Linked DNA regions of Homo sapiens: regions 1, 2 and 3 are each linked to region 4. Evidence: chromatin contacts called from ENCODE Hi-C data. All regions are on one chromosome and are shown on one strand. Each heading gives the region's core, a stretch centred on a gene start or an enhancer-like site at or near the end of the contact. The rest is flanking DNA. Distances are from core to core; before and after follow the strand shown. Region 1 holds the start of SPG7 (SPG7 matrix AAA peptidase subunit, paraplegin). Region 2 holds the start of SPATA2L (spermatogenesis associated 2 like). Region 3 holds the start of ANKRD11 (ankyrin repeat domain containing 11). Region 4 holds the start of ZFPM1 (zinc finger protein, FOG family member 1).

Evidence for each region. A loop is a pair of places that touch in the nucleus more often than their neighbours do. Pooled maps may share reads with other maps.
Region 1: a loop to region 4 is called in a pooled map, with 12 times the contacts of the local background. The contact joins the promoter of SPG7 here to the promoter of ZFPM1 in region 4. A Hi-C loop is called at or near these places in 1 of 168 maps with a recorded cell type or tissue (naive thymus-derived CD4-positive, alpha-beta T cell), 1 of 37 single-sample maps with no recorded cell type and 8 of 50 pooled maps.
Region 2: a pooled map shows a loop between it and region 4 (18-fold over the local background). The contact joins the promoter of SPATA2L here to the promoter of ZFPM1 in region 4. A Hi-C loop is called at or near these places in 4 of 37 single-sample maps with no recorded cell type and 6 of 50 pooled maps.
Region 3: a loop to region 4 is called in a map of naive thymus-derived CD4-positive, alpha-beta T cell, with 11 times the contacts of the local background. The contact joins the promoter of ANKRD11 here to the promoter of ZFPM1 in region 4. A Hi-C loop is called at or near these places in 1 of 168 maps with a recorded cell type or tissue (naive thymus-derived CD4-positive, alpha-beta T cell) and 8 of 50 pooled maps.

The regions. Positions count from the first base shown.
Region 1 is chr16:89,506,771-89,511,194 of GRCh38, reverse strand. It overlaps SPG7 (SPG7 matrix AAA peptidase subunit, paraplegin), which reads right to left and starts at 2,792. Exons shown (of 17, transcript NM_003119.4): 1 at 2,595-2,792; 2 at 603-705. The coding sequence starts at 2,777. It overlaps LOC101927863 (a long non-coding RNA gene), which reads left to right and starts at 2,875. Exons shown (of 5, transcript NR_188547.1): 1 at 2,875-2,958. RefSeq lists silencers at 2,299-2,418, 2,449-3,008, 3,079-3,288, 3,409-3,478.
Region 2 is chr16:89,698,798-89,703,470 of GRCh38, reverse strand. It overlaps SPATA2L (spermatogenesis associated 2 like), which reads left to right and starts at 1,766. Exons shown (of 3, transcript NM_152339.4): 1 at 1,766-1,843; 2 at 2,238-2,541. The coding sequence starts at 2,239. RefSeq lists silencers at 1,171-1,890, 2,061-2,160 and an enhancer at 3,163-4,028.
Region 3 is chr16:89,487,418-89,492,231 of GRCh38, reverse strand. ANKRD11 (ankyrin repeat domain containing 11) reads left to right here and starts at 1,671. Exons shown (of 13, transcript NM_013275.6): 1 at 1,671-1,987. It overlaps LOC101930112 (a long non-coding RNA gene), which reads right to left and starts at 1,262. Exons shown (of 2, transcript XR_933895.4): 1 at 846-1,262. RefSeq lists silencers at 952-1,001, 1,122-1,211, 1,412-1,891, 2,466-2,515, 2,596-2,705 and 1 more and enhancers at 2,097-2,611, 2,612-3,125, 3,715-3,784, 3,935-4,204, 3,983-4,483 and 1 more.
Region 4 is chr16:88,450,403-88,454,636 of GRCh38, reverse strand. It overlaps ZFPM1 (zinc finger protein, FOG family member 1), which reads right to left and starts at 1,357. Exons shown (of 10, transcript NM_153813.3): 1 at 959-1,357. The coding sequence starts at 998. RefSeq lists silencers at 353-422, 643-772, 1,233-1,322, 1,333-1,632.

The sequences.
Region 1 (4,424 bases), core at 1,543-4,042, 1.1 Mb before region 4:
TTTCAAGCAGCCCAATTACTGGAATACAGCAGAATTTTTTTTAAAAAAGGACAACTTGGCCAGATGCGGTGGCTCATGCCTGTGATCTCAACACTTTGGGAGGCCAAGGCAGGCTGATCGCTTGAGTCCAGGAGTTTAAGACCAGCCTGGGAAACGTGGCAAAACCCCATCTCCACAAAAAATACCCCCCAAAAATTAGCTAGGCGCTTTGGTGTGTGCCTGGAGTCCTGGCTCTATGGAAGGCTGAGGTGGGAGGATCACTCCAGCCTAAGAGGTCAAGGCTCTGCAACTGGGGGATAAGGGAGTAAAGAGGCCCCTTTGGGCCTGGACAACAAAGTGAGACCTTGTCTCTACAAAAAACAATTAGCCGAGTGTGACGGTACACGCCTGTAGTCCTAGCTACTCCGGAAGCAAAGTGGGGAGGATCCCTTGAGCCCAGGAGTTCTAGGCTGTAGTGAGCTCTGATCACACCATTGTACTGCACTCCAGCCCGTGCAACAGGGCGAGATCCCGTCTCTAAAATAAAAAAAGATCAGCCTCCCAAGTAGCTGAGGCGGTAAGTGTGCAGTCATGCTCAGCTGCTTCTTTAAACAGATACATACCTAAAAGTTGCCAGAGTCTGACTGGATTCTGAACTAAATGTTGTTTCAACAACAATCCGTTGATCCCTTCAAAGGTAGGGGTTAGCAGTCTCAATTGTAAGCTCTGAAAAAAAAAAAAAAACAATACTGGAGGTCACACCAACATTAGAGAGTACCAAAGCAATGCAGACTAAAAATCGTTTTTAAAAGTTCAAATATATAATTATTTGTAATATCTACATTGCCCTGAAATATAAAGTAATAGTCTGAGCAATAGGTCAAAGCTTTAGGTAACATCAAAATGTCAAAAGCAAGTAAACAGGTTAAAACACAGTAATTGGCCAGGCGTGGTGGCTCACGGCTGTAATCCCAACACTTTGGGAGGCTGAGGCGGGTGGATCACATGAAGTCAGGAGTTTGAGACCAGCCTGGCCAACATGGTGAAACCTCATCTCTACTAAAAATACAAAAATTAGCCGGGCGTGGTGGTGCACACCTGTAATCTCAGCTACTCAGGAAGCTGAGGCAGGAGAATCGCTTGAACCCGGGAGGCAGAGGTTGCAGTAAGCCGAGATAGCACCACTGCACTCCAGGCTGGGCAACAAAGGGAAACTCCATCTCAAAAAACAAACAAATAAACAAACAAAAAATCACGATAGTGGCCAGGCACGGTGGCTCATGTCTGTAATCCCAGCACTTTGGGAGGCTGAGGTGGGAGGATTGCTTGGGCCCAGGAGGCAGAGGCTTCAGGGAGCCATGATCAGGCCACTGCACTCCAGCCTGGGCGACACAGCGAGATTGTCACAAAAAAAAAAAAAAAAAAAAAAGAAGAAAACAAAACACAGAAGTACATTGGCTGCTATCCCATGGCCTGAAGCTTCTGCAGGAGAAAGGGAGCAGCCCAGCTCTCCAAAGGCCACAGTGGCTGCCCAGACACGGGGCTCCTGCTGTCACCAGAGAGTGGCTCCTTGTAGAACATTTCCAGGTACCAAACCAGTTAACAAGTATATACTTTCAGAGTTCTCCTTTCAAGATAAACATTTTCCCATTTAAATATGTTTTATGGCCGGGCGCGGTGGCTCACGCCCTGTAATCCCAGCACTTTGGGAGGCCGAGGCAGGCGGATCACAAGGTCAAGAGATGGAGACCATCCTGGCCAACATGGTGAAACCCCGTCTCTACTAAAAATACAAAAATTAGCTGGGTGTGGTGGCGCGCACCCGTAATCCCAGCTACTCAGGAGGCTGAGGCAGGAGAATCGCTTGAACCCGGGAGGCGGAGGTTGCAGTGAGCCAAGACCATTGCACTCCAGCCTGGGCGACAGAGCGAGATCTCTGTCTCAAAAATAACCGAAAAAACAACAACCTAAAAGGTGTGGGCTAAGCTCCTAGGCGAGGGCTAGGAGAAAAAAACATCAGCCCAAAAGCTGAAGGACACAAGGTCTGGTTTTCGGGAGGAGATGCTATCCTATCCTTAGCAGAACCTGAAACAAGGCCGCACTACAGGGGGTGCTCAATGACTGTATCAATAACGTGCCGAGCTACATGACAACAGCAAAATGCAGCTACAGGGTATTTTGCGGACACAGAAACGTTCTGGGCCCCCTACTCGGCAATAACCACCCTAACTGGAAGGCGCTGGAATTCCTGGTGACGGAATCGATCCACAGGCGTGGACTGTAAATTAGTGCTACGCCGGAAACCGTTACTGGATTCCACTTTAAAAGGCGAGGAAGACGGGCGGAGAACATCCACACACAACAGACGGGTTGGGAAAGTCCACGCCGAGGACTGCGCGGATCCCAGCCCTGCCTCTTCCCGGCCCGCCCAGCGCCCACGATCCAGGGCCCCAACAGTCGCTCCGCGCCGAGGTCCACAGCTGGGGGATCCGCGGGCCCACAGGCGCAGGCTCCCCCGCCGCAGGGGCCAGGCGGCCTCCGACCCGCCCCGCCGGGCTGGGCCTTACAGAGCAGAGCCGGGCGGGAGGTGGGGCCCGGACTCCGCGGGGATTTACCTGCAGAGCTCGGCCTCCAGCCTCGGCGAGGTCCCCCGGAGGCCTGCTGGCCATGTACGGCCGCCCCCTCCCGGGCCTGGCGGGGAACCCTGGACTCCAGGCCGGGCCTGGGCCCCACAGCGGCCGAGGACCCGGGCCTGGACCCCGGCGGAGGGCACGGAGCAGCAGCAGCAGCACGGCCATGTTGGCCTGAAAGCCGCGCCTGCGTGATCCGCGGGGCGCTACACGGCGCCTGCGCGGCGGGGTGGGCGGGGTCTGACGTGGCGCCTGCGCGGTCCCCACAGCTGCGCCCCGCCGCGCCCGGGTGCCGCTTGCCGCACCCCCGAGCCTGAGCCCGTCTACCTCGTGGCTGCCTGAGGCCCGGGTATGGGGGCGCGCGTCTGCGAGGAGGTCGCGGGTGCCCTGGTTTTTTTGAAGCCGGCCTTGTATTCCCAGGGCCTGGCGGGTGAATAACCGGCCGGGTCGTGGCTGCGTGGTCGTGCTCCGCCCGCGCCGAGGGGCCTCACGCCCGGGCAGCCTGCGTCACCCGCAGGGTTCGGTCACAGGCGAGGGCGGATGGTGCGGGCCGGAATCCCGCCTGCGAGTAGAGGCCCGCGCTCAGGAGGGCGGCGCCGGAGGCCTCGGGTCGGGAGGGCCCCTTCGGGTGTGAGGAGCGCAGGAAGGGGGCGGTTTTCCTGCGTCTTGAGCCGCCCGAGGACGAGGACTGAAGTTGCAGCCGCCGCAGGGAGGGCAGCCCCGGAGGAGGAGGGTCGTGAGGGAGGGAGCGCGCAGTGCGGCGCGGCCTGGCAGGCGTCTGCAGAGCTCGTCCCGCACACCTCTGACTTCGGAGCGCTCCGTCCTGTGCCTTCGGACTGGCTCACCTCGGAGGCGCTTCGAGCCTCGGTCCTGCCCCGGCCGCTGCGCGAGCCCATCGTAGGAAGCGGGGAGGCGCCGTCTGGAAGCTTAGGAAGAGGCTCTGTTCTCTTCAGGGTCCGCCCTCCGGGCCCGGGCAGGGTCCCTCGTGGGCTCCCAGGCGCGCGGGGTCCTCCGCCACCCCGACCCCTTCCTCCGTCCGCCTTAGGTCTAGAGCTGACGCCAAGAGCTGGAAAGCTTGTTGAGTAGGAAAAGCAAAGACTAGATGGTCTGTCACAGAGGTAGGATGAGGGTGACCTATTTATTTTTATGCTTTTCTGTACTCCGCAAATTCGTAACAGTGAATGCCAGTGACGACAGCCAACATCACCGAGTGCCTAGCTCCGTGTCGAACACCCATGTAATATTCACAACCCTGTGCAGCGAATACAATACCTCTATTTTACATGTAAAGAAAGATTCAGAAGTATTAAAAGTAACCTGCCTAGGATTACAGCTCTGAAGTTAGGGCAGAATTTCAAGGCCGGTCTGGTTTGTTTCTGGACCTGCACTCACTCCACCACTACAGACGAGGTTGCAAAGCCAGTGGGCTGCGTGTAATCCTCCCTCTTCCTCAGCCCCGAGACGCTCAGGAAAGTGTTTTCAGTTATCGTGGTTATCCGCCCTCAGCCCTCCAGTGGGCCGGGTGCCTCGGCAGAGGTGCTCGGGGCTGGGGAGGTGTTCTGTTGGTTTGTGGAGAGGACCTTCCCCTACACCCAGGGCTGACACTGATTTTCACAACTGAACCGCTTTTCCTTTTGCTTCTTATTGTACAGTCAGCCTTCGCAGTGAATCCAACCTTGCCGTTTCCTCCTCCACTATTTTTTCTTTCCCTGATTGAAAGACACCAGGTGGGCCGGGCGCGGTGCCCTCCCCCTCCCTCTCCCTGCCCTTCATCCCAGCACTTTGGGAGGCCAAGGCGGGCGGACCACGAGGTCA
Region 2 (4,673 bases), core at 517-3,016, 1.2 Mb before region 4:
TTTGGGTGTGGATACAGAACCAAACCATGTCAGAGGCCAAGGATCTCAAGACAAGGCCAGGGTATGGCATGTTTATGATTTAGCCTTGGAATTCATTCCACATCAGTTCTATTCCATGGGTTGAGGCAGGTGCAAAAACCCACCCAGGCCTATGGGAGGAGAGCTAGGCCCACTGCTGGATGGATGGACTGGTGTTGCCAAATTCAGTGAGGACAAAGGCAGAACAGTTACCTCCACCCTCCTCCGCATCAGAAGAAGAATAAAGATGAGACTTACGAAGTTAGCTGTCCTGAGGACTGGTGTGGACCCATGGTGGCACTGGGCACCAAGAGTGAGTTCAGTAAACAGTAAGTAAAAGAGCTCCCTGTCCAGAGGTGGCCACCTAGATAACTCAGGGAGATCCACCGACTGCATCACGATTTTTTTTTCCAGACATTCTCGCTCTGTCACCCAGGCTGGAGTGCAGTGGCACGATCTTAGCTCACTGCAACCGCAACCTCTGCCTCCCAGGTTCAAGTAATTCTCCTGCCTCAGCCTCCCAAGTAGCTGGGCTTACAGACATGTGCCACCACGCCCGGCTAACTTTCGTATTTTTAATAGAGACGGGGTTTCACCATGTTGGCCAGGCTGGTCTTGAACTCCTGACTTCAGGTGATCCGCCCGCCTCGGCCTCTCAAAGTGCTGGGATTACAGGCGTGAGCCACCGCACCCGGTCATGATCACTATTTCTAAGATGCCAGCAGGGAACTTCCAGGTAAAAAATCTAAGAAAAAGGGGGGACCTCGCCGCCCAGGCCCAGGGAAAGTTTCAACAAACTTGGGCCTTGGTTTTGGTGGCCTGGAGAGATGAGGGACACAGACGTGAAGTAGCAAAGCCTGCCCAAAGCGGGGGTGTGGGGTAGGGGTGGGTTTCGGCTGGGACCTCCAAGGGTCTCCCTCATCCTCCTCTACTTCTGGGCAATGCGAGAAAGTGGCTGTAGCACAGAACAGAGGAACCCGAGCGAAGAAAACGTCCCCGGGAAGTCGTGGCCCAGATTTAGCCTGGGTGGATCCGCAGCCCAGGTCAGCTTTTAGCCTAGAGAGGGGGGCGGCTTCGCCCTGCCTCAGAGACCCGCCCAGACGATGCTCTCAAGGGCTGCAGATGGCAAGTGCAGGAGGCCGGGAAGCGGAGCCAGCATAAACAGAATCTGAGGTCCCCGCATCCACCTGAGGCTGCTGTTTCAGACGAGGCTGAAAGGCTTGTCCTTCCGCCCACCTTCCGTGCCGCGGGCCCCTCCCTCAAGGGGATGGCCCCGCCCCACAGGGGAGGCCCGCCCCCGGATCCGGCCAATCCCCGCCAGGTAATGCAGGTGGCCCCGCCCCGCAGGAAAGGCTCTTCCCAGGATCCAGCCAATCCCCGCCAGGTAATGCCGGTGGCCCCACCCCCCAGGGGACGAGCCCGCGCACCTGCTTCCCCGCGGCCGGGTCGCCTGGGGCTGGGTCCCTGTCTCGTGGGGAGGAGCGGCCCAGGCACAACGTTCCCTGAGCGCCTGCCATGAGCCCGCAGCCCTCGGCCCAGCGGCGTCGTGAACGATACCGGTCCCGCGAGGAGACGGGCGACGCGGTGACAGGAGGCTCTCGGGGTGCCTCGCGCAGGGGCTCGGCCGGGCTGACACCTCCTCCTCCCCTTTCACCAGGCCCCGCCCCTCCTAAATTATTCGGAGGCGGGGCCTGCGCCAAGCCCCGCCCCGCCCCCAGCGTCACGGCCGCGGACCCCGGGCGGAGCCGACTCCCGGCGGAAGCGCGCGGCGCGCGGGGAGGCCCGAACTGATCCGCGGCGGCCGGAGACCGCTGGGGACAGACAGGTAGCGCCGTCACCCGCGGGATCCGCAGCTCCATCTGCCGGGCGAAGGGGCTCTGGTCGGGAGAGGGCTCAGCGGGCGGAAGCGCGTCTCTAGAGAAGGGTGCGGTCGATAACCGGGGGCGCCCCTGGAAGGCCGAGGTACCCAGGCTGGAGGGAGGGGCTGGAGGTGCGGGGGCGCTCAACTGGAGGGGCCTGGATCGCTGGGTGGGCGGGCAGCTGATGGGGCCGAGGTCTCCAGCGTAGGGGGTGCCGAAGATACCGGGGGCGCCCAGCCGCTGGGGGCGGGGTCTCCAGGCTCGAGGGGTCCTGGGGACGCTGGGTGAGGGTTCGGGGAGAGCGCGGCGGGCTGGGCGCGGCCTTAGGTCCCTGACCCCCCCGACCCCCGTCCGCCGCAGGATGGGCAGCAGCTCGCTGTCCGAGGACTACCGCCAGTGCCTGGAGCGCGAGCTGCGACGGGGCCGCGCGGGCGTGTGCGGGGACCCCTCGCTGCGCGCGGTGCTCTGGCAGATCCTGGTGGAGGACTTCGACCTGCACGGGGCGCTGCAGGACGACGCGCTGGCTCTGCTCACCGACGGGCTGTGGGGCCGCGCCGACCTGGCGCCCGCGCTACGCGGCCTGGCTCGCGCCTTCGAGCTTCTGGAGCTCGCCGCGGTGCACCTGTACCTGCTGCCCTGGAGGAAGGAGTTCACCACCATCAAGGTAGGCGCCAGGCCAGGAGGAGCGCGCCCCTCGTCCTGGCCTGCGGGTCGCGGGGCCGCCGACCATGGGGGACCACGCCTTTCGAGAGAGAGGGGCTTCAAGTGTCCTCAGTGCCTGGTGGGCTCCTCAAGGCTCCGAGCGCTGAGGGGTCGTGGGCGTGTGGGGGCACCCACTCCTAGGGCTGAGAACATGGGGTGGGCGAGGGCAGGCTTGGGTGCTGCCTACGGGGTCCTGCCCTGAGAGCTTGCGTCAGTGTCTTCCCTAAGAGGCCTCGCGGCCCCAGTTGCCATGGAAATCTTAGGACGGGGGCACAGAAGGGACTTGAGTTCCCATGGTCATCCTAATTCCTCCAGGTTATGGGCCAATCCCATTTGCAGAGGAGGCCGCCGAGGCTGGGAGGACTGCAGATGGGTGCATCCCTGTGAAGTCTCAGGGCTGGGCTCAGACCTAGTGAACTCCACGGCCTGGGGCGGGAGGCTGTGCCCAGGGCTGGCCTGGCCTCTCCAGGTGAGCTCCTGGCGGCAGGAGGGGGCAGGGCCGCCGGGAGCTCTGAGCTAATTCGGAAGAGTAGGAAGCCGATGACGTCACTGGGCACGTGGGCGAGCTACGCCTCCGCCGGTTGCCATGGCAGCGGCAGTCTCTCCGCGGCTCCCCGGGGACACCTGCTGGTCGGAGGCGCCAGGACTTTCATTCATGAGAGAGGACGGACAGGCCCGCCCTTGAGGCCTCCCAGGGGGCGGGGCGGGGGAATAACCGGCTTCAGTGCCGGACAGCCCTGGTTTGGACTTAGTTCTGCTGCTTCCTGGCCGCGAGGACTTGGCCAAATTAGCTAATCTCTGTCAGCCCCTTTCCTCCTGAGACAGCGACACGGGAACAGTCCAGTTCATGGGGCCAGAGGAATGAATCAAAGCCCCGAGCTCAGTGCTGCAGGCACTGGGCGCTCCACACGTGGGCCGTGTCCAGGCATTAGATGCTAGGAGTCCCGGAGTTAGGGAATTTGAGAGTCAGGAGACGCTCGCAGTGATTGTCCTGAGCTCCTTTAGTTCTTCACCTAAGTGTAGGCTAGAAAGCACTCAGCCAGGCCGGGCGCGGTGGCTCACGCCTGTAATCCCAGCTCTTTGGGAGGCCGAGGTGGGCAGATCACGAGGTCAGGAGATTGACACCAGCCTAACCAACATGGTGAAACCCCGTCTCTATTAAAAAATACAAAAATGAGCTGGGTGTGGTGGCACGCGCCTGTAATCCCAGCTACTCAGGAGGCTGAGGGAGGAGAATCACTTGAACCTGGGAGGTGGAGGTTGTAGTGAGCAGAGATCGAGCCACTGCACTCCATCCTGGTGACAGAGTGAGACTCCGTCTCAAAAAAAAAAAAAAAAGAGCACTCACCCTTCTACCGTCCCACGGCTGTCAGCCCAGTGCATGGACAGCCTCTGGAGAGCGCTGAAAACAGACGTGTCACCCCCATGGTGGAATACTACACAGCAGGGGGAATGAACGTTACAGCTTCTGTCCTTGTCTGCAAGACTGTAGTGGAAAAAAACAAAGTTCAGAACAACACGTTTAAGAGGCTACCTGTCTAGCTTTGGTTAGAGACCTTACAAAGAGGTGAAAAAAAAGGGGGGACTACCTCATACGAGGAGCAAACGAAATCTGTATTTGGGTTTGCAAAACAAACACCTGGGCAAGTACATTCAAAACTAATTAGATGAGGCCATCTCCAGGGGTGAAGGGAGCGGTGGGACAGAAGACAGTGGAATTTCTCAGTACAGGGGCTCTTCATTTTGTTCTGATTTGTGAGCTAGGTTAATGTATTCATTGTTTTTTCCATTAAATTTAAGAAATTCGGCCAGGTGCGGTGGCTCACACCTGTAATCCCAGCACTTCGGGAGGCCAAGGTGGGTGGATCATGAGGTCAAGGGATCAAGACCTTCCTGGTCAACATGGTGAAACCCCGTCTCTACTAAATATACAAAAATTAGTGGGGCGTGGTGGTGCGCACCTGTAATCCCAGCTACTCAGGAGGCTGAGGCAGGAAGATCGCTTGAACCCGGGAGGAGGAGGTTGTAGTGAGCCGAGATCGTGCCACTGTACTCCAGACAGAGCGAGACTCTGTCTCAAAAAAGAAAAAAAAA
Region 3 (4,814 bases), core at 422-2,921, 1.0 Mb before region 4:
CTCATCCAATGGCGTGACTAGTTGTGGGTGGAGCCCGAAATCTGGCTGCCTAGAGAAGGCTGAAGGTCCAGTTATAGCATAACTAATGTTTCCCCAGAGCTCACATACGTGCCAAGCACCGTGCTACAGCCTCCACAGCCCCTTCATTTAATCTTCCCGATGGGCCTATGAAATAGGTGCTCCTGGCCCGCACCGTGGCTCATGCCTCTAATCCCAGCACTTTGGGAAGCTGAGGAGGGAGGGTCGCTTGAGTCCAGGATTTCAAGACCAGCCTGGGAAACACACAGAGAGCCTATCTCTACGAAAATTTAAAAAATTAGCCGGGTGTGGTGATGCCTGACTGTGGTCCCACCTACTTAGTAGGCTAAGGTGGGAGGATCCTCTGAGCCCGGGAAGCTGAGGCTGCAGTTAGCACTGCACTCCAGCATGGGCGACAGAGTGAGACCCTGACTCAAAAAAAAAAAAAAAAAAGAATAGGTGCTACTTGTAGTTCCCATTTTACCCACCAAGAAACTGAAGATCTGAGAGACAAAGCCTACAGGGTGACCGCTAGTCACTGGTAGGGCTGGGATTTGAACAGGGGCGGTTTAACAACTGATCTCTCGACCATAATGCGTGTTGCCCAAGAAAAAAGACCGTCCTCACGGTCCTATCCACTCCGGACTTTGCAATTCCGTTATTTCGTAAATTGAGGCCTATAAATAGTTTGCTTACCCGTTGTCTTAGTCCCCAGTAACATGCAGAACTAAAGAAGAAACTGAAGGAGCACCGATTTTGTTCACCTTGCTTTTTGGTTTAGTTCTGGAGGAGAACACAGGTGCACTTAGAACAGGATCCACACTTACCAGAGGCTTGATTCATTTTAGCTGCAAAGAAAACCAGTCCTCGTCTACCTTTTTCGCGTGTTGGAGAACTAACTAGCAAGGCAGGGAATGCGGTTCGTGGGCGCTTGGCCTCCTCAAGCGGCTCAGGCTCTCAGAGCGCGAGGCCCAGGGGCTCTGGAGCCGCGGCCGCGACGCGCCCGAGGGCCGTTCTCTTCGACGGCAGAGCAAGAGTCACCGCGCGGGAGCCCCGAGCGACCGCCCCGCTGCCCCGGTACCCTCCCCTCGCAGCCGCCCAGAGCTCTTCATGCCCCGTGACGCCCGTTAGGGCAGCGCGGCCGGAGGCCGGGCCGGACGTGGCCCGAGATGTCCGGGGGCAGGCAGAAGACCACGGGCACGCGACAGGCAACCGCCGCCTCGGCTCTAGAGGTGGACGTTTTGTCTCCCTGCGCTTCAATACCAGATTTTGTTTCCAGACGACATCCCTGTTGCTTCCGGCACTTGGAAAGACCAATCGTCAGGCCCGAGAATGCAAGACCCACCCTCCTTTGCGACGGAGGCAGCCAATCCAGTTGCTCGCTACTTCCAGTGTCGCATGCGCCCTTACGCAGGACCCTGCCCAATCGTTACCGGGACGTCCTCCTAGTCCCGCCTCCGGACCGCCAGAGAGGCTGTCAATCCCGCCTCTCTCCTTCACTCCATTAGCGCACTAACTCACGGCGCTGTGACGTGCACAGCCCCTGCGGCCGGCCGGGGCGGGCCAATGGCGGTGGCGGATACGGCGGGCCAATGGGCGGGAGCGTCTCATGCGGCCGGCTCCCGCCGCAGCCGCCGCTGGGTCCTGGAGCCAGAGGCCGCCCTGAGACGGTGCGCGATGGACCGAGGGCCCCAGCCGGGGAGGCGCCGCCGCCGAGCCCGCGGCCAGACGCCCCATCAGTAGCGTCCGCACCGGGAGCCGCGGCTCTCGCCCGAGCCGTGGGCGCGCCCGAGGGGCGGGCTCGCCTCCCGCCGTCCCTCGCAGCTCTGCCGGGCCCGAGCCCGCGCCGCCGCCGCCGCCGCCTTGCCGCTCGGGCCGCGCGGCCCGGGAAACGCGGCCGCGGGCTGCATGGGCAGCGCCCGCGCCCCGCCGCTGAGCCGTCGCGGAGCCGCGCAGCCCTCGGAGCACGGTGAGAGGCGCCGCTGGTCTGGGGGCGGTGGTCGGGGCGGGCACGGGGCATTCGCGCGGCCTTGCGGCCTGCAGGCCTTCCCCGGCGACGGAGCTGCGCCGCGGGCCTCCGGGCGGGCCTGGGGGGTCGGGGCCGGGTGGGCGGGGGTCTTTGGGGGCCCGGGGCGATCGTGAGGGACCAATAATGGGTCCCGGAGCGGGCCTACGGGTCCGGGTTCGGGGCAGCCGGGGGTCTTTGGGGGCCCGGGGTGGCCGTGAGGGGCCCATAGGGGGCTCCGGGGGGGGCCTGGGAGGTCGGCGGAGCTTGGGTCGGCCGTAAGGGGCGGACGGGGGCTCCGGGCGGGCCTGGGTGGCCGGGGGCCCGCGGCGGCTCTGAGGGGCCGATTGGGGGCTCCGGGGCGGGCCTGGGGGCCGTGGGGGCCCGGGGCGGCCGTGAGAGGCGGACAGGGGGCTCCGGGGCGGGCCTCGGGGGCTCGGAGCGGCCGTGAGGGGCGGACGGGGGGCTTCGGGGCGGGCCTGCAGGTCTTGGGGACCTGAGGCTGCCGGGAGGGGCTGCCAGGGGGCGCTGGCCGGGCGCCGGGTTCTGCGGAGCTGGGGCGCCGACCTCTGACCCGCGAGAGGGGCGCCTTCGCCGTGCTGGTCGTAGTTGTTATTCTCAGCGTCCCTATTATTATCGCTGTTTTGAAATGAGAGCAGGCGGCTCTCGGGCTCCGAGCCGGAGGGGGAGGGCGAACTGGGGACCTGGGGGCGTCGGGGTTGCAGGAGGCGCGCGTAGGCCGAGGAGGGGCAGGAATGCGGGCAGCCGTGTGGGGGGTGTTAGGGGGAGGGTAGGCGGGCGGGTGTGGGGGGTGGCTGGGAGGAAAGCGGTGGCGGTGGCGGCTGCAACAGCAGCCCTTGGCCTCAAGGAACAATGTGAGACGTTGCCTGAAATGTTAATTTCCGTTCCTCATTTCATCATCCCCTGGCAGGGCGGTAGCTGTGTGTGTGGTGTATGTGTGTGCGCGCGCGCGCGCGCGCGCGTGTGTGTGTGTGTGTAGGGTTGGCCCTGCCACATTGATTCAGTCCCCTCTCAAAGAGGGATTGTACTGTTAACTCTTGTGTTTGTGTTATTTGGGAAGGTTGGTCGGGGGGAGTCTTGATTTTTCTCGAGGCTTGCTCTTTTCCTGGTGCCCCATTAAGATTTTCTGCTTCTGTTGTGTTTTTGGAAGGTTAGTGTTATATATCAGCTTCCAAGAAGTTTTGGAAGAGGCTTGGGAAGATGAAGCTGGTCTAACAGCTCCCTATGCTTTGAAACTGTTTTCCTTCTATGTAACATGCTTAGGATTCATCGTTTTTGTAGATTATGAGTAGTTTTGTATCCTTTTGCAAGAACAGGGTTTTATGGTAGAGAAATTAGATTTCAGGCTTTCTTACATGAGGAGAGAGTTTTATGCAGTCATTAGAGCAATATCCTTAACACTTGAAATGAGAAATAAAAGTGTGCACAGTTGTTGAACTGCAAAACTTAGAGAATCTTTTGATCCTTTTTGGGATGTTGAGACTTAGCCAAACATATAAGATGATATTACCTGTGGAAAAAGTGCCATCGAAACAGTTACTGTTTTTGTTGTGTGCAGACCTAGTCTATGGCATAACGTTCAAAATCGGAGACCCTGAGGCTGTTTCTTTGGTTTCTCTGAGACCTTGATTTCTCTTAGTAAGTATTGGCTGCCCTGGAAGACTTCGAGTTCTGTTAGAGAATGATTACAGAAGTCCTCTGATTTTACTCTGCAACTGTAGTTAAACTAGAAAAAAAGGGGGGGGGGCGGATGTCTTGCTCAGCCTTCATTGTGACCCTTGCATTGGATCTCGTATAGTTGGTGTGGCCTCCCCTACCCTCCATTCAGCTGTTGTTCTCCTCTTTCTGTAGTTTCTCCCCGAAGAGCAGGATCTCCTTCGATAGGCTGGCCATCTGAATGGAACTGGATGGGAGGGAACAAAGACCAAGTTGCTGTGACGTTTTCTCTGTTCTTCGTGATGCCTCTTAAGTTTGTTGAAAAGTTCCCCACAAGATAGTGCTAAATTTGACCTAAACTTGAAACTTTCAGCAGTTTTTTTCTTCTGTTCTATTTTTGCTGTAGTAAAATATACATAACACAATTTACCAGAATTTTGTTTTTAAAGGTGTCACCTTTAAAACCTGAGTTCCTCTTTTGCAGCTCTCATTTGCGTCAGCCTTCTGACTTGCATTGCCACCGCCAGATGCTTTTCTCCGGACTGGCCATGCTGGGCACCCCATACCAGCAGTGCCATCACACCCTCCCAGATGGGCTGTTGATGACGAGCGGCTGCCATGTTAGCGGTAATTACAGTGTTGATACGGTGGCAAGTAGAACTCCCTACAAATAGAGTGAAGGAAACTATGCTGTTTGTGTTGGACAGTATTTTTCCAAGAAGTTTTTGTGCCCCTTTTTATTTTATTTTATTTTTATTTTTTTGGAGTCTCGCTCTGTCGCCCAGGCTGGAGTGCAGTGGCGCAATCTTGGCTCATTGCAACCTCCGTCTCCTGGGGTTCAAGCAGTTCTCTGCCTCAGCCTCCCGAGTAGCTGGGATTACAGGCGCCCACCGCCACGCCTGGCTAATTTTTGTATTTTTAGTAGAGATGGGGTTTCACCATGTTGGCCACGCTGGTCTTGAACTCCTAACCTTGTGATCCACCTGCCTTGGCCTCCCAAAGTGCTGGGATTACAGGCGTGAGCCACCGCGCCCGGCCTCTTTTTGTGCCTTTTTAAGTAGATTTGACATAGAAAGGTTATGCTTCATCAAATATAAGAGGAGTCTTATTTTGC
Region 4 (4,234 bases), core at 108-2,607:
GGCCCCGACAGCTTAGTTCTCATCGCGGGGGCACTGGCAATGTGGCGGCGGGGCAGCAGCCTCTGACCGGGCAGGGAGCCGGACCAGCGAGAAACTTAGTGGCGTGCAGGGGCGACCCCGGCCCGGGGCTGCGTCCTGGGAGGCCCTTCTCTGACTCAGAGCAGCCCATTGGGATGCCAGGGGGTGCCCGCGGGCATCCGAGGGCACCATTTGTTGCCCATGCCGCCTTGGCTGGGACACTTGCAGGGTCCAGGAGGTGTCACCAGGCTGGCGGGGCCTGGGTTCAGGACTTCAGCGCTAGGGCACGGGGTGGGGGTGTCTGGGGGGCTGGAGCCAAGTGCCTAGGCTGCGGCAGCTGCGCGCTACCCCCTCCCCTGTCCTGCGGCTCTGCGACGGCACCGGTGGGGGTGGGCGCGGGCCGGTGCCTGCCACTTGGCCAGGCATCTCCGCGGCCCCGGGTGTCCCCTCTGCCTCCCAGGTCTCTCTCTTCGCTTCTAGATACAAAGCCTGGGAGAGTCAACCGCGCGAGATAAGATCACAATTTCAGCCCGTCCCGACAGAACGATCTTATCAGGACGGGACTTGCAGAATGTAATATTTTAAACTTTATCTGAGCCCAGATCGGGGCCGCCCTATCGCCGCACCATCTCGCAGATGCGGGGGAGGGGCAGGCCGCGAGGGGCCGAGCTGCCCGGGCCGCGCCCCCAAACACCCTCCTCCCGGCCTCCGGGCGGCCCCCTCCTGGGCTGAACCCCCCGGTGCCCAAGCCGAGACGCGGGGGCCCAGGCCGCCGGCGGAGATTAGATTACGGCGCGCTTGGCACAGCGCGGGGGGCGCGGCGCGGGGTGAAGGTCGCCGGCGCCCAGGGCAGAGCGGGGACGGGCGGGGGCGGCGCTGGCGGCTGGGCTCCGGCGGGGGTCGGGCGCGCGGAGGGGACCGCGGGCAAAGTTTGACTCACGCTTGATCTGCCGGGGGTTGCTCTGTTTCCGCCTGGACATGTCTCCGGCGCCGCGCGCCCTCCCGGCGGCCGCCTCTAGCCCCGGGCGGGCGGCGGCGGGCGGCGGGGGCGCGGCGGGGCCGCGGGGCCGCTCATGCCCCCGGCCCCCGGTCTCCGCGGCCGCCCCGGCCCGCGCCCCCAGCCCGCGCGCCCAGCCCCGGAGCCGCTGGAGCTGCCGCGGAGGCCCGAGAGGCCACGGTCCTGCGTTGCGGGCGCGCGGACTGCCCGACGGGCGGGTGCCGGCTCCTCCGCTCCCGCGCACTCGCCGCCGCCGCCGCGGCCGCTCGGCTTTTCTCAATGGAACCCGCGGGCGGCGAGCGGCGGAGCAGGCGGCCACTGCGAGGGCGCTCCTGGCGGGCTGGAGGCACGGGGCGGGGCCGGGCCTGAGCGTCGTCGGCCGCCGCACCTCCCGCCCCGCCCCCGGCGCTCCGGCCCCGCCCCGTGCCTCCTGCCGGGCCCTGCACCTCTCCGGCTCCGCCCCCAGCGCCGCGGCCACGCCCCCGCCAGCCCGGCTCTTCGTTGCTCTGGCTCCGCCCCCAGAGCCGCGACCGCGCCCCCGCCCGCCTCGCTCTTTACGGCGCTGGCTCCGACCCCAGCGCTGCGGCCCCGCCCCTGTCCGTCTGGGCCTTCAAGGCACTGTCCCCGCCCCGCTCGATGCCCCGCCCCTTCCTGGTTCGGCCCCGCCCGCGCCCCGGGGAGACCTCTAGCCTCCCCCACTCCTCTTTGGCCCGGAGGTCATGTCCCCAGGCCGCGCTGGGAGTCTGAGACCTATTCGGTTCTGTTCTGCTGCCCCGCGGCACCGCATCCTGCGCCCCGCCTCTCGGCGCCAGCTCCGCCTCCAAACCTGACCCGACCTGGTTGGGTCCTGAGACGCCGAGGCTCCGCCCCCGCACTGTAACTCCGCCCCCAGCCCTTGGTCCCTCCCTAGACCCCTGGGCTCTGCCGCACGCTCCACGTGCGCGGTGGGGGCAGTGACAACCGGCTCAGGAAGCCCGAGGCCTTGACGCCCACGTTTCTCTTGGGCCAGACTTGGGGTGTGGAGCGGATTCGGGCCAGGGAGGGGGCTTCCGTCCCAGACTGCGGTGGGGTCCGCCAACTGAGAGCAGGATCTCGGGTCTTCCCCTGTGAGCTCAGACCAGGCTGGAAATCGAGGAGGGGGCGCGGGAGCCGGCAGCCCTGGGCGTTGCCACTTGGGGCCTCTTTCCTCACCGAGCCTCTCCAGGGCGCCCCGCAGGAGACCCACGAAGGAGTTGCCCACAGCGCCCGGGCCACAGCCCCCTCTCGGAGCAGTCAGAGGTCAGCGAGGTTTGTGGGCGCGGTGCTGTCAGCTCAGGCCTGGAAATGGAGAACTGTTGCCCTCTGGGGTGTGTTCAAGAGCCCCACTTCACGGAGGCTCGGGGACTTGCTCAAGGTCACGCATTGGGGGGCTGTCCCCCACTCCCAGCTGAGTTGTATCATCTCCTTTTAATGTTCTCGGTCTACACTTGCTACCTGCTCCCCCATCCCCCGTACTCATAAGAAACGGGCGTCAGTGGGCCCAGGGGCAGACAGGAAGGACCCCTCCCACCTGATGATGAGATCATCGCACAGCAGGACTGTCACACCACCCGCCAGCCTGCTGGGAGCTCCTAAGACCCCATCTCGTGCCAACTTCTGTGACCTATTCCCTGGCTCCAAGGAAGGGGAGAAGTGGGGGCTTACCCTCAGAGCCTGGTACAGGAGAGTGGCGGGTGGGTAGGAGAGGCAGGGGTACAACACTGGATATGCGCCGTCCCTCCCCACTGCCATGGACAGACAGGAACACTGAGACCAGGAGGCCAAGAGAGCTGCCCAGGGGCATACGGGTCCTCCAGCCCTTCCTGCTCTCTGCCAGGGTCCAGTGGGCACAGCCTTCCCACAGCTGCTCTCTGGAGGGGGTGGGGCCCATGTCTGATTGGTTCACTCAACCTAGGACCTCCCCCCCACCCTCCCGCCCCCACCCAGTGCTTGTCAACTGGATGGAGCACCTACCTGTCTGGGTTTCCCACCAGGCCTCGCCTCCTTCCCCAAAGAAGTCCACTTTAGAGTATGTGGACCTGTGAGTTAGGGGAGTTCCTGGAGGAGGTGGCCATGGGCTGGCACCTGGGCTGGGTCTGAAGCTCCACGCACAGCAAGTGGCACCCAGGCTGGCGCTGCTGGAACGGGCGGAGATCTGTGTTGAGGTGGATTCCGAGGGTCAACAGGAGACAGCCATGATCATCCATGATTGATGTCTGTCTAGGCTGCAGGAGGAGACGATGGGGATCATTTTGGCTGCTGCTTTGCCTGATCTGATTTATTTCTATGAGCCCATATATAGATGAAAACATGGAGGGACATGCCCAGGGAAGCCAGCGAAGGGGGCAGGCGGCAGGTCCAGACCACAGCCTGCTGCCCTGCCTCCATCACTTGCAAGGCCCCATGCAAAATGAAAATATGAAAATGTGGAGCCCCCTTGATCAAAACCCCCAAACCCCAAAACCCCAGGGCATCAAGGGCAGGATGTTGAGCCCGGTGTGGTGCCCTTCCCAGCTCGGGCCCTGTGCCCCTGCACCGGTCACAGGTCCCCTAACCCTGCCAGGGCTGCTTTTGTAGCACATTCCTTCTACACTCTGTCCCTCTACCTGCCCGGAGGAAGGCATTATTACAGATGAGAAAACCGCAGCCAAGAGGGGAGGCTGCCTGCTGATGTCGAGTGGTAAAGCTGCAGGACCTTGCACACACCATTAAACCCTCAGGGTGGTCATGACGATAACCATACACTGAGGAAGAGACACAAGGCATGCTGTCTAGAGGATGGTCTGGGGGAGCCCAGAGCAGGAGCGGCCATCTCTGCCTGGGGAAATCAGAGAAGGCTTTCTGGAGAAGGTGACATCCAAGTGGGGCTTTCCAGGAGTCCCTGATCAGGTGGGAGAGGAACAGGGCGTGGGGTTGCTGAGGCTGTCCAGGCTGAGCCCACCTAGGACCTCCACCCCCCACCTGCTGCCCATTGTGAACCCCAGTTTCCATCTGCCCCTGCATGTTCTCGAGGTGTGTTGAGATTCACATCCAAAGTCACTGGTGGGGAAGTTGGAATTGCATTCAGGAGCTGCACTGGGTTCTCCCCTGCTGGCTCCCAGGGAGAGCAGGGCCTGGAACACATAGGAAGTGCTGTCTGGCAGTGGCCTGGAGACTGCCTCCCCTCCAAAAACAACCTCAGCCCAAAGAAGACATTTTTGG